2 separate regions of the Homo sapiens genome follow, and region 2 is linked to region 1. A link is an interaction called in ENCODE POLR2A ChIA-PET data of the cell type or tissue named here. Cell type or tissue: PC-9. All regions are shown on one strand. Links, peaks and the distances in the headings refer to the core of each region. The heading gives the core; the rest is flanking DNA. Region 1 has its middle 6.1 kb from the start of PTPN2. Region 2 has its middle 3.0 kb from the start of LINC01882.

Region 1 (5,377 bases), core at 59-5,058:
AAAAGCTCTAGATTTCAAGAATTAAGGAGACTTGAGAACCATCTAACACATACAAAGGAATATGGTTCTAACAAAGTACTCAAGAACTAATCATTTTAGGGACTGGCATGGTGGCGCATACCTGTAATCCCAATGCTTTGGGAGGCCAAGGCAGGAGGATCACTTGAAGCCAGGAATTTGAGACTGGCCTGGGCAACATAGTGAGACTCCATCTCTACAAAAGAAATTTAAAAATTAGCCGGGCGTGGTACATGCCTGTAGTCCCAGCTCTGGAGGCTGAGATGGGAGGCTCTCTTGAGCCCAAGAGTTGGAGTCTGCAGTAAGCTATGATCGCACCATTGTACCCCAGCCTGGGAGACAGAATGAGATCCTGTCTCTAAAACAACAACAAAAGACACATGAATCATTTTTAGAATACTGATCAAAGTCACCTAGTTTTCATCTTCCTTTATCCATTATTTATTCTTTCTTCCAAGACTAATCAAGGCAAAATTGTGATATTTATCTTAACAACGTGGTAAAGTATATATCTGTCACTCTCTGGTAACTTCTCTTCCAACAGATTTTTATGCCACCCTTTGTCCTCTGGAATGGTTCAATGCAGCTTGATTTGCTAGGACTGTACTTCTATTGTAGAACCCCAAACTCAGACCTGTGTACCCCATGAGCAGCTGGGGCCAAACACTGAGACACTGGTGCTTGGAGATAGAGAAAGGTTTATTCAATTTGACCAAGGCAAGAGGGCAGGAGGGCAAGATCTCTCAAATCTGTCTTAACAAAAAGGTGAAGCAGGGAGTTTTTGTGCAGCTAGACAAAAGGGAGGGGGAGTTTCAGGGAACCGATGGGAAAGTCTGTGTTTCTTCAGTCTCAGATAGTGCCTTGAACAACCAGACTTCTGGGCATCAACAGCCGGTCATGACATCCTTAACAGCATCCATTCCCTCTGCAAAAATGTTTTGTGACCTTGAAGTTATCTTCTCCTCTTGGTGAAGAAACAGCACATCAGCAGTTTATCATTATATTGAGGGAGCAAGGGATATTGGCAGAAAGCGGGCAGTTAACATGTGCAAGCAGGCAAGGGCCTGATCAGAATGTTCATGGTTTCAGCCACTAAAAATGCGGGGTGCTGAAATCTCAAAGGGCCCGGTTACACTCCTCACTCCCCCAGTCAACATTCATTCACCCCGCAGGTGTAAGACCTATAGCTGCTTCCAGTTCCTGCCACTCTGGTGGGGTGAGGTATTATCTCATTATAGGAGTAACTGGCATTCTCTAGTGACTAATGAGGGTAAGGTTCATATGCTTACTGGCCATTTGGATATCCTCTTCACAAAATGCCTACTCAAAAATCTCTTGCCCGTTTTCCTATTAAGCTATCTTTCTCATACTGACTTGTAGGCGTTCTTTATTTTGGGCCTGAGTCTTTTGGGGAAGTATTCACTGCAAAACGTCTACTCTGCAGTTCACCCTTTTCCTTAATGCTGTCATTTGATGAACAGAAATCCTTAATTTTAAGGTACTTCCATTCAAAAGTTTTTTCATTGAGAAGCTTAAGGATTTTTTTTCATTGAGAAGCTGAGGGATGAAACTCTAAGGAGTCCCAGATCTTCTTAGAGAAGGCGTGCCTCTAGCCCGCTGCATGGAGAGCCCTCCCTGTGGGGGTGCATTTGTGGAACTAGCTGGAAACCTTGTACAGCTGGCTGCCATATCAAATGACCATGGACTTGGTGGCTTAAGACAACACCATTTATCCTCACTTAGTTCTAGAGGCCAGAAGTCCAAAACCAAGGTGTCTGCAGGGCTCTGCTCCCTTGGAAGGGTTCAGGGAGGAGCCTTCATTGCCTCTTCCAGCTTCTGGGTGCTCCAGGTGTTCCCCGTAGCTGAGTGACTAACCTCTGCCTCCATCTTCATATGGCCCTTTCCTGTCTCAAATCTCTCCCTGCCCTTCTCCTAGAAGGACAGTTGTCATTGGATTTAGGGCTCACCCTGATAATCCAAGATGATCTGATCTTAGGATTTGTAGCTCAATCTGCAAATACCCTTTTTTCATAGAAGGTCACATTCACAGGTTCCAGGCAGACACATTTTTGAGAGGCCCCCATTCAATCTACTCTATTGCCCTCTGGGTGTATGGGAAAGTTGCTCACGGGGAGATGTCTCACGGGAGGTACTCTGCTACAGACGCACCCCCAGGAGCAAGGTGCTGGGGGAGGCTGCTGGTCACTGGAGTCAGCCCAGCAAGCACAGTTCCCCTGTGCGGTTCCCAGCAAGCCCTTTCTCCTTAAGTGTCTCTCCACTCCCCCTACTGACAAAGCTTAACACTGTGTCAGCTGGCAAAGGAAAAATATTTAAAGGGCCCAGATCCATTCTCATAGAGAAGGTGAAAAAGGAAGCCTTGAGCTTAATGTCAATAAATTGATAACTGACATATTTAGGGACTATGATAGTTCATTGGAAGGCCTACCACATATTCTGTGTAGTTGGGTTAGGTAGTTATTTTTGGAAGTTTTTTTTTTTTTTGAGACAGAGTCTCACTCTGTCACCCAGGGTGGAGTGCAACAGGCGCCGTCTTGGTTCACTGCAACCTCTGCCTCCCAGGCTCAAGCAATTGTCTTGCCTAGCCTCCTGAGTAGCTGAGATTACAGGCATGTGCCACCACACCCAGCTTTTTTTTTGAGACGGAATCTTACTGTGTTGCCCAGGCTGGAGTGCAGTGGCGCAATCTTGGCTCACGGCAACCTCTGCCTCTCAGGTTTGAGCGATTCTCCTGCCTCAGTCTCCTGAGTCACTGGGATTATAGGCACGCGTGACTACGCCCAGCTTATTTTTATATTTTTAGTAGAGACTAGGTTTCATCATGTCGGCCAGGCTGACTCACTCACCTTGGTCCCACAGAGTGCTGCAATTATAGGTGTGAGCCACCACACAGAGCCTGAAATTTTTTTTTTTTTTTTTTTTTTTGAGACGGAGTCTCGCTCTTTCGCCCAGGCTGGAGTGCAGTGGCGCCATCTCGGCTCACTGCGAGCTCCGCCTCCTGGGTTCACGCCATTCTCCTGCCTCAGCCTCCCCAGTAGCTGGGACTACAGGCGCCCACCACCACGCCCGGCTAATTTTTTGTATTTTTAGTAGAGACGGGGTTTCACCGTGTTAGCCAGGATGGTCTCGATCTCCTGACCTCGTGATCCGCCCGTCTCGGCCTCCCAAAGTGCTGGGATTACAGGCGTGAGCCACCGCGCCCAGCCCCGAAAGTTTTTTTAAAAACCGTAATTTATTTGGTCTTTTACTAAAACCATTTTTGGAGGCTGTGGATGAAGCTGAATAAATATTAGGATTTTTTGTTTGATACATTAATTGCATTTGGTCCAAACCTAGGCAGCAGATATACTTTGTGGCTCCAAAATATGGAATGAGTGAATCCCCATCTTGATCCTATGTGGCTCATATCTATCACTTTGTAATTGCTGGCAATTTTAGAGAATTTAGGTGCATTATGTGGCTTTGAAGCCATATACAGTCTTTTGCTATATTCACTAGGTGATGGTAGTTTATGAAATACTGTGTAAGATAATGTGCCTGGTTTCCATTTCTAAATGAAATACCGTTTATTTTTATTTAAATTAAAAAAGTTTTCACTCGAGTGAGGAATTTTTTAGTTTTATTGAGGTTAGCATACATATAATAAAGTCCAAAAAATCTTAAATGTGGAGCTCAATGACATTTTATACACACATGTACAAATACGTGTATATTATACACAACAGTGTACCACCAACCAAATCAAGATATGGAATATTTCCAGGACCCCTGAAGATTCTCTCATGCTTCTTCCCAGGCAACACCCCCACCCTACCAGAGGCAGCCCCCAGCTGCCTCCAGAGGTAATCACTATTCTGTTGTCTATTTTTGAACTTCATATAAAATGGAAACATATAGTTATGCTCTTTTGGATGTAGCACCATTTATTGAAGACACATTACTTTAAGCCTTTGTGAAATACACACACACAAAGATACACACCGGATGACTATATGTGTGAACCTGTTTCTGGACTTTGTTTAGTTCCACTGGTCAGCTTGCCTTGGTCAGCTTGCCTTTCCTTGCGTCGATACCACATATCTTTATAAGAGATCTTGATATCTGGAGGGATAATGTCTTCCAGATCTGTTCTTCTTGGCTACTTTTGGCCCTTGAGTTCTTCTTTAGACTCTATTCTGTTCCATTCTTCTATTTGTCTATCTTCACACTAAGAACACGCTGTTTTAATTATCGTAGCTTTAGAGTAAATCTTATTATCTGGTGAGGTAAAACTTCCATTTTCTTCTTCCTTAAGATTATTTTGGCTATTCTTGGCCCCTTGCATTTTTATTTGTAAATGGTAGCATCAGCTTGTCAATTTCCACTACAAAAATATGGTGAGATTTTGATTGAGATTGCACTGAATTCATACATGACTTTGAGAAGCACTGGCAACTTTACAATACTAAAGTTTCCAAGACATTACATCGTATATCCTTCCATTTATTTAGCTCTTCTTTCATTCCTCTGAGTGATATGTTGTGGTTTTCAGACTAGAGGTTTTGCTAATCTTTTGTTAAGAATTTTTCGGAATAGTTTATATTCCAATGTTTAAAAATTTTCTAGTTGCTGTTGCTATGTAGAAATACAACTGCTTTTTCTGCCGGGCGCAGTGGCTCACACCTGTAATCCCAGCACTTTGGGAGGCCAAGGTGGGCGGATCACGAGGTCAGGAGATCAAGACTATACTGGCTAACACGGTGAAACCCCATCTCTACTAAAAAATTAGCCAGGCGTGGTGGCGGGCACCTGTATTCCCAACTACTTGGGAGGCTGAGGCGGGAGAATGGCGTGAACCCAGGAGGCAGAGGTTGCAATGAGCTGAGATTGCACCGCTGCACTCCAGCCTGGGCGACAGAGTGACTCCATCAAAAAAAAAAAAAAAAATACAACTGCTTTTTCTTATATTGACTTTGTTTTCAAAGACATCTCTAAATTCAATTTTTTTTTCTAATTTTTTTATTTTTAGAGATGGAGTCTCACTATGTTACCCAGGCTGGTCTCCAACTACTGGCCTCAAGTGATCCTCCCACTTTGACTTCCCAAAGTGCTCGGATTACAGGTGTGAGCCACTGCACCTAGCCTAAATTCACTTATTAATCTAATAGTTGACCTGTAGATTACTTTGGATTTTCTATGTGTACAATATATTGGCTATAATATCAACTTTGTTTCATCCTTTCCAATCATTATACCACTTCTTAATTTTCCTCACTTGTTGCTATAACTATACAGTATAGAACAGAAGTGATGATAGTGGCCATCCTTATCCTGTGTCCAAGCTCAAGTGCGGGTGCAATCA
Region 2 (5,377 bases), core at 213-5,212, 140 kb after region 1:
CATTTTGGGCTCCTCTTACCTTTAAGTCAACAGGCTAAGAAGGGAGTTACAGAGTTGGCTGCAGTGATTGACTCGAACTATCAAGATGAAATCAGTCCACTACTCCACAACAGAGGAAAGGAAGAGTATGCATGGAATATAGGAGATCCATTAGGGCGTCTCTTAGTATTACCATGCCCTGTGATTAAGGTCAATGGGAAACTACAACAGCCCAATCCAGGCAGGATTACAAATAACCCAGACCCTTCAGGAATGAAGGTTTGGGTCATTCCACCAGGAAAATAGCCACAACCTGCTGAGGTGCTTGCTGAAGGCAAAGGGAATACAGAACGGGTAGTAGAAGAAGGTAGTTATCAATACCAGCCATGACCACGTGACCCGCTGCAGAAGCGAGGACTGTAATTGTTATGAGTATTTCCTCCTTCTTTCGTTAAAAACATGTTTGTGCATGCATACACTTGTGCTAAGAAAATAACTTCATTTTATTTCCTTTCTCCTTTATCATGTGACATAAGATTTATTGACTTCATGTTAGCATTTAAGTACTGTTAACTTTATGTAATAGTATTGGGGTTGGGGATTGGTGCATTTCCAGTTGTACGAAGGATAGTTGTATTATGTTAGGCGTAATTATGACCTTATTGTTGTCCTTATTTGAAGATTATGTATGATCTCAGGAGTTGTGTATGGGTTCAAGTTGACAAGGGGTAGACTTGTGATGGTTAATACTGTCAACCTGATTGGATTGAAGGATACAAAGTATTAATCCTGGGTGTGTCTGTGAGGGTGTTGCCAAAAGAGATTAACATTTGAGTCAGTGGGTGGGGAAGGCAGATCCACCCTTAATTTGGTGGGCACAATCTAATCAGCTTCCAGTGAATATAAAGCAGGCAGAAAAATATGAAAAAGAGAGATGGGCCTAGCCTCCCAGCCTACGTCTTTGTCCCATGCTGGATGCTTCCTGCCCTTGAACATCGGACTCCAAGTTCTTCAGGTTTGGGACTCGGACTGGCTCTCCTTGCTCCTCAGCTAGCAGACAGCCTATTGTGGGACTTTGTGATCGTGTAAGTTAATAAAGTTAATACTTAATAAACTCATATATATTCTATTAGTTCTGTCCCTTTAAGAGAACCCTGACAAATACAGGAGGTAATTAAGGTTAAGGTTCAATGGGGTCATAAGGGTGGGCCCTGGTCCCATGGATCTGGTGATCTTAGAAGAAGAGAAAGAGGCTGGGTGAGGTGGCTCATGCCTGTAATCCCAGCACTTTGGGAGGCTCAGATAGGAGGATTGCTTGAGCCCAGGATTTCAAGGTTACAGTCAGCTATGATTGTGCCACTGCACTCCAGCCTGGGTGAGACCTTGTCTCTAAAAAAAAAAAAAAAAAAAAAAAAAATATATATATATATATATAGTGTTATATTTATAGTAATATATATAATTATTATTTTTTAGACACAGGGTCTTACTTTGTCACACAGCCTGGAGTGCAGCCGTTCAAACAGCTCACTGCACCCTCCACCTCTTGAGCTCAGGCGATCCTCCCACCTCAGCCTTCTGGGTACCTAGGACCACTTGTGTGTGCCACCATGCCCCACTAATTTTTAAACTTTTTGTAGAGATGGGGTCTCGCCATGTTGTCCAGGCTGGTCTCAAACTCCTCGGCTCAAGTGATCCTCTCACCTCAGCCTCCCAAAGTGCTGGAATTACAGGTACGAGCCACTGTGCCTGGCCCTAAAAATTTCATTCAAATTAAAAAAAAAAAAGAAAAGAAAAGAAAAGAAGAAAAGGGACATCAGACCTAGTCCCCAAACTTCTCCCACTTGCACACACTGAGGACATAGCAAGAGGGCAGCCATCTGCAAGCCTGAAACAGAGGCCTCATCAGAAACCAGCCCTGATGGCAGCTCTGTCTTAGGCTTCCAGGCTCCAGGGCTGTGAGACTGTGTGAGCCGCCCAGTCTGTGGCATCTTTCTACAACAGCCCGAGCTGGCTTAGTACACTTATTGTCCTATAAAATGTTCCACCTTTGAGATGTATCTGATTGTTTCCTTGTGATGTTAACTCCTCCATCCCCTGTGTTTCCCACATGTTAGAATTTAGATCTAAAATCTTTCTTAGACTCAGGTTAACCCCGTATGGCCAGTCTTCAGGAGTGATGCTGTCAACTGCCCATGGCATTCTATTCAATGCACATTATTCCTGGTTGTCCAAGATTGACAACGTTAAAGCACTCATGTAGGGCCACGGGAGCTGATCTCTCCATTGTAAACACATGGCTTTTAAGTTATGACTGAGTTATTTTATTTTCAGAGCTCAAGATTGCTCTAAATATTTACATTAATGAGCTGAGAAAAATCAGGACAACTTGCAGAGTACCCTGAAACAAATGGTCATGTTGGAGACACAGCTAGATATTCAGGCTCAGAAAAATTTATCATTTAAAAATGATGGCCAGGTGCAGTGGCTTATGCCTGTAATCCCAACACTTTGGGAGGCCGAGGTGGGCAGATCACGAGGTCAGGAGATCAAGACCATCCTGGCTAACAGTGAAACTCCGTCTCTACTAAAAATACAAAAAATTAGCCAGGTGTGGTGGCAGGCGCGTGTAGTCCCAGCTACTCGGGAGGCTGAGGCAGGAGAATGGCGTGAACCCGGGAGGCGGAGCTTGCAGTGAGCCGAGATCGCGCCACTGCACTCCAGCCTGGGTGATAGAGTGAGATTCCATCTCAAAAAAAAAAAAAAAAAAAAATACAGTTTTAAAAAGTAACGTGTTTTTTTCCCTTGCCTTTCTGATGATAGATGTATCAGTTAGGATGCTCTTGGTTGTGAGTCACAGACAACTTGATATAAATCTAGTTAAATCATAAGAAAGACTCCAGAAGTAGGGCAGGCTCCAAGGTGAGTATAACCCAGCCCCAGGGCTGACACGGGGACCTCGATTTGCTCTGTCTCCAACTCCATCCTCAGCAGCCTGGACGCACCCTGAGGCCCAAGCCTGCTGAGGTCACCAGATGGCCAGTGTCACATGCATCCTCATGTCAGCCAGCAGGAAGGAGCAGTCCTAGGAGAGATGGGATGCCTTCAACTGGAAGCAGATATTAAAAGCAGAACCTCTCTTGGCAGCATGTAGAGCTGGGCCTTCATGGCGGGCCTCCAGTGTTTCTGCCTTCCTGGCATCATAGCTGCAGCTTCCTGGTACAGTTCTTTATTCTCCTCATACACCCCCAGCATATGCATTTTGGGTGAGCTGGTGTCCTCTGATCCCCGTCTGTCAGGTGCATTATGTGACCAATTCCAGATGTGGTTGTTAGTTTAGGATATTGCCTGAGTTCCCGAGTTTTTTCAGGTACCTTGGAGAAGGGGAGCATTTGCCCCAGATGTGAGGCTGGGAAGGTGTCAGCCTGGTGTTGCTGGGATCCGCCCAGTGGAGACAGCCCGGAACTGTGTCCAGTCCCAATGAGGGGAGCACTAACCACTGGAGAGGGTCCAGGTCCTGAGGACATCATTAGAGCCCCCCGATCCAGTTGTGTCTGAAGCTAAATTGCATCCCTGTAGTGTTATTGGTCAATTTTTTGTGTGTTATCTTAAGTCATTTGGACATCAACTGTCATTTGCAACCAAGGAGTTAACTGACTATATACAATACTATACCATGCTATACTATACGTACACACGTGTGCACGCATGCACACACACAGGCACACAGTTACAGTGCAGCACACAGAAGTGTGATGGTAGCTTCTGGAGTTTGGAGTCAGCCATGCTTCACCCATGCATGTTGCGTGTATTCACCCCCAGGCTGAAGACCCCTCTGTGTGCACTTGCTGGTGGTCTCTGGCTGCTGGTGCTGGAGCAGTGCGGGTGAATCCCGGTCTGCGCTCCGGGGACACAGCCTTGTCCACATGCTCCTGAGTGGTGGGCCAAGCACATTCTCTCAGGGCAGAGCAAGGGCGCCGTCCTGGGCTTTGCTTCTTCCAGCGCAAGCTGCTGCAAGGTTGGCGAACCATTTTCAGTTATTTGTCCTAATCAGGCACACATGGCACTGGCACATCTGGGTGAGTGTGGGCTCTCATTCTCTTCTCCACCCACCTACCAGTGCAGGCAGCAAGAAGCACCGCCGAGGTGGGAGGCCCAAGGCCAGCACTGGCTGGGAAGGAGGATGAAGGACCCAAGTGGAGACAGAGGGAGAATCCCTGGGAGCAGCCTTAGGGGCCCAGGTCTCTGTCCCATGCCTCACGTGACACCTCCTCCACCTGGTGCCAAGTCTAAGTCCTTTATCGTGAGACCTTTCCCTGAGCTCCCAAGCCTAAGGTTTCGTGTTTTACTCCCAATTCCCAGCTCCAGATTCTCCTGAACTAAGCCATAACTCTATTTACATCCACTGTTGGTATCACGTGTTTTCCTGAGACTTAGAAGGTAAAGAAGATGGAAGGTTTCAGGGAACCAGAGTATGACAGGCAGATGTGGACACTGCAGCCACCAAGGGCGACTTTGTCTCTTCACGATTTCGCTTGGGCATGGCCTTGAATGTGGGTTAAACTGACAAAGTCTCAAGGATTTCATGTGTCGTCTGCAGAAGCTTCAGCTGTGCCTGACTCAGGGTATCGGAATGATGGCGGCACTGCTCTGTTGACCTTGGCATCTGACCTCATTCTTTGTCCTCTTGGCTCCAGCAGGCTTCCAAATGATCATTTTTAACTTTTTTTTTTTTAAACAGCCTTGTCGGTTGGTGCTTTGGTTGTATTCAGCTTTTGTGTTCAAGTTCAGAGCAGTTTCAAGTGAGTAGCGTTCACAACAGATGGCCCCTGTGGCTGCCCTCCCTCGAGCAAACCCCCGGGTTCCCAGAGCAGGCTGTTGACTCTGCCAAGACACCTGTGCCTTTTGCGGTTTCTTCTCTGTGGCATTTGAGGGTGCAGTCACTGAAAAAGCAACCCCCGGGGGAAAGGTTCTTAAACATGTCTGTTCACATTCACTGCCTCTTGGAAAAGAAGAGCTTCTCTGGATCTCCACTGTCTTCACCACATTCCGAGTCCTTGCCACGGCCTTGGGATGGCTGTGCAAAGTCACGAGCTTGTCTGACAGCCAGCGATGCTGTTTATCATGATAGAGATTTGAGTGAGGCTGGGCGCGGTGTCTCACACCTGTAATCCCAGCACTTTGGGAGGCCGAGACAGGTGGATCACTTGAGGCCAGGAGTTCGAGACCAGCCTGGCCAACATGGCGAAACCCTATCTCTACTGAAAATACAAAAAATTAGCCAGACGTGATAGTGGGCGCCTGTAATCCCAGCTACTTGGGAGGCCGAGGCAGGACAATCACCTGAACCCGGGAGGTGGAGGCTGTAGTGAGCCGAGATAACACCAATGCACTCCAG

The links. ChIA-PET counts read pairs that join two places held together with the same protein. Peaks named below come from ENCODE experiments on the same cell type or tissue, not always from the same donor. Only the 100,000 strongest peaks of a DNase experiment are listed, where the experiment ranks them.
Region 2: POLR2A ChIA-PET joins it to region 1 with 5 read pairs; 23 of 35 experiments call an interaction of 5 or more read pairs at or near these places.

The regions. Positions count from the first base shown.
Region 1 is chr18:12,887,607-12,892,983 of GRCh38, reverse strand. No RefSeq gene overlaps it. Among named protein-coding and RNA genes, the nearest start is that of PTPN2, 6.1 kb to the right of the region's middle. In PC-9, for the core only: CTCF peaks have their summits at 2,098 and 2,297; DNase peaks (open chromatin) are centred at 1,243, 2,323 and 2,823; H3K4me3 peaks cover 432 bases; H3K27ac peaks cover 3,634 bases.
Region 2 is chr18:12,749,756-12,755,132 of GRCh38, reverse strand. No RefSeq gene overlaps it. Among named protein-coding and RNA genes, the nearest start is that of LINC01882, 3.0 kb to the right of the region's middle. RefSeq lists an enhancer at 4,654-4,773. In PC-9, for the core only: no CTCF peak of the experiment used is centred there; no DNase peak of the experiment used is centred there.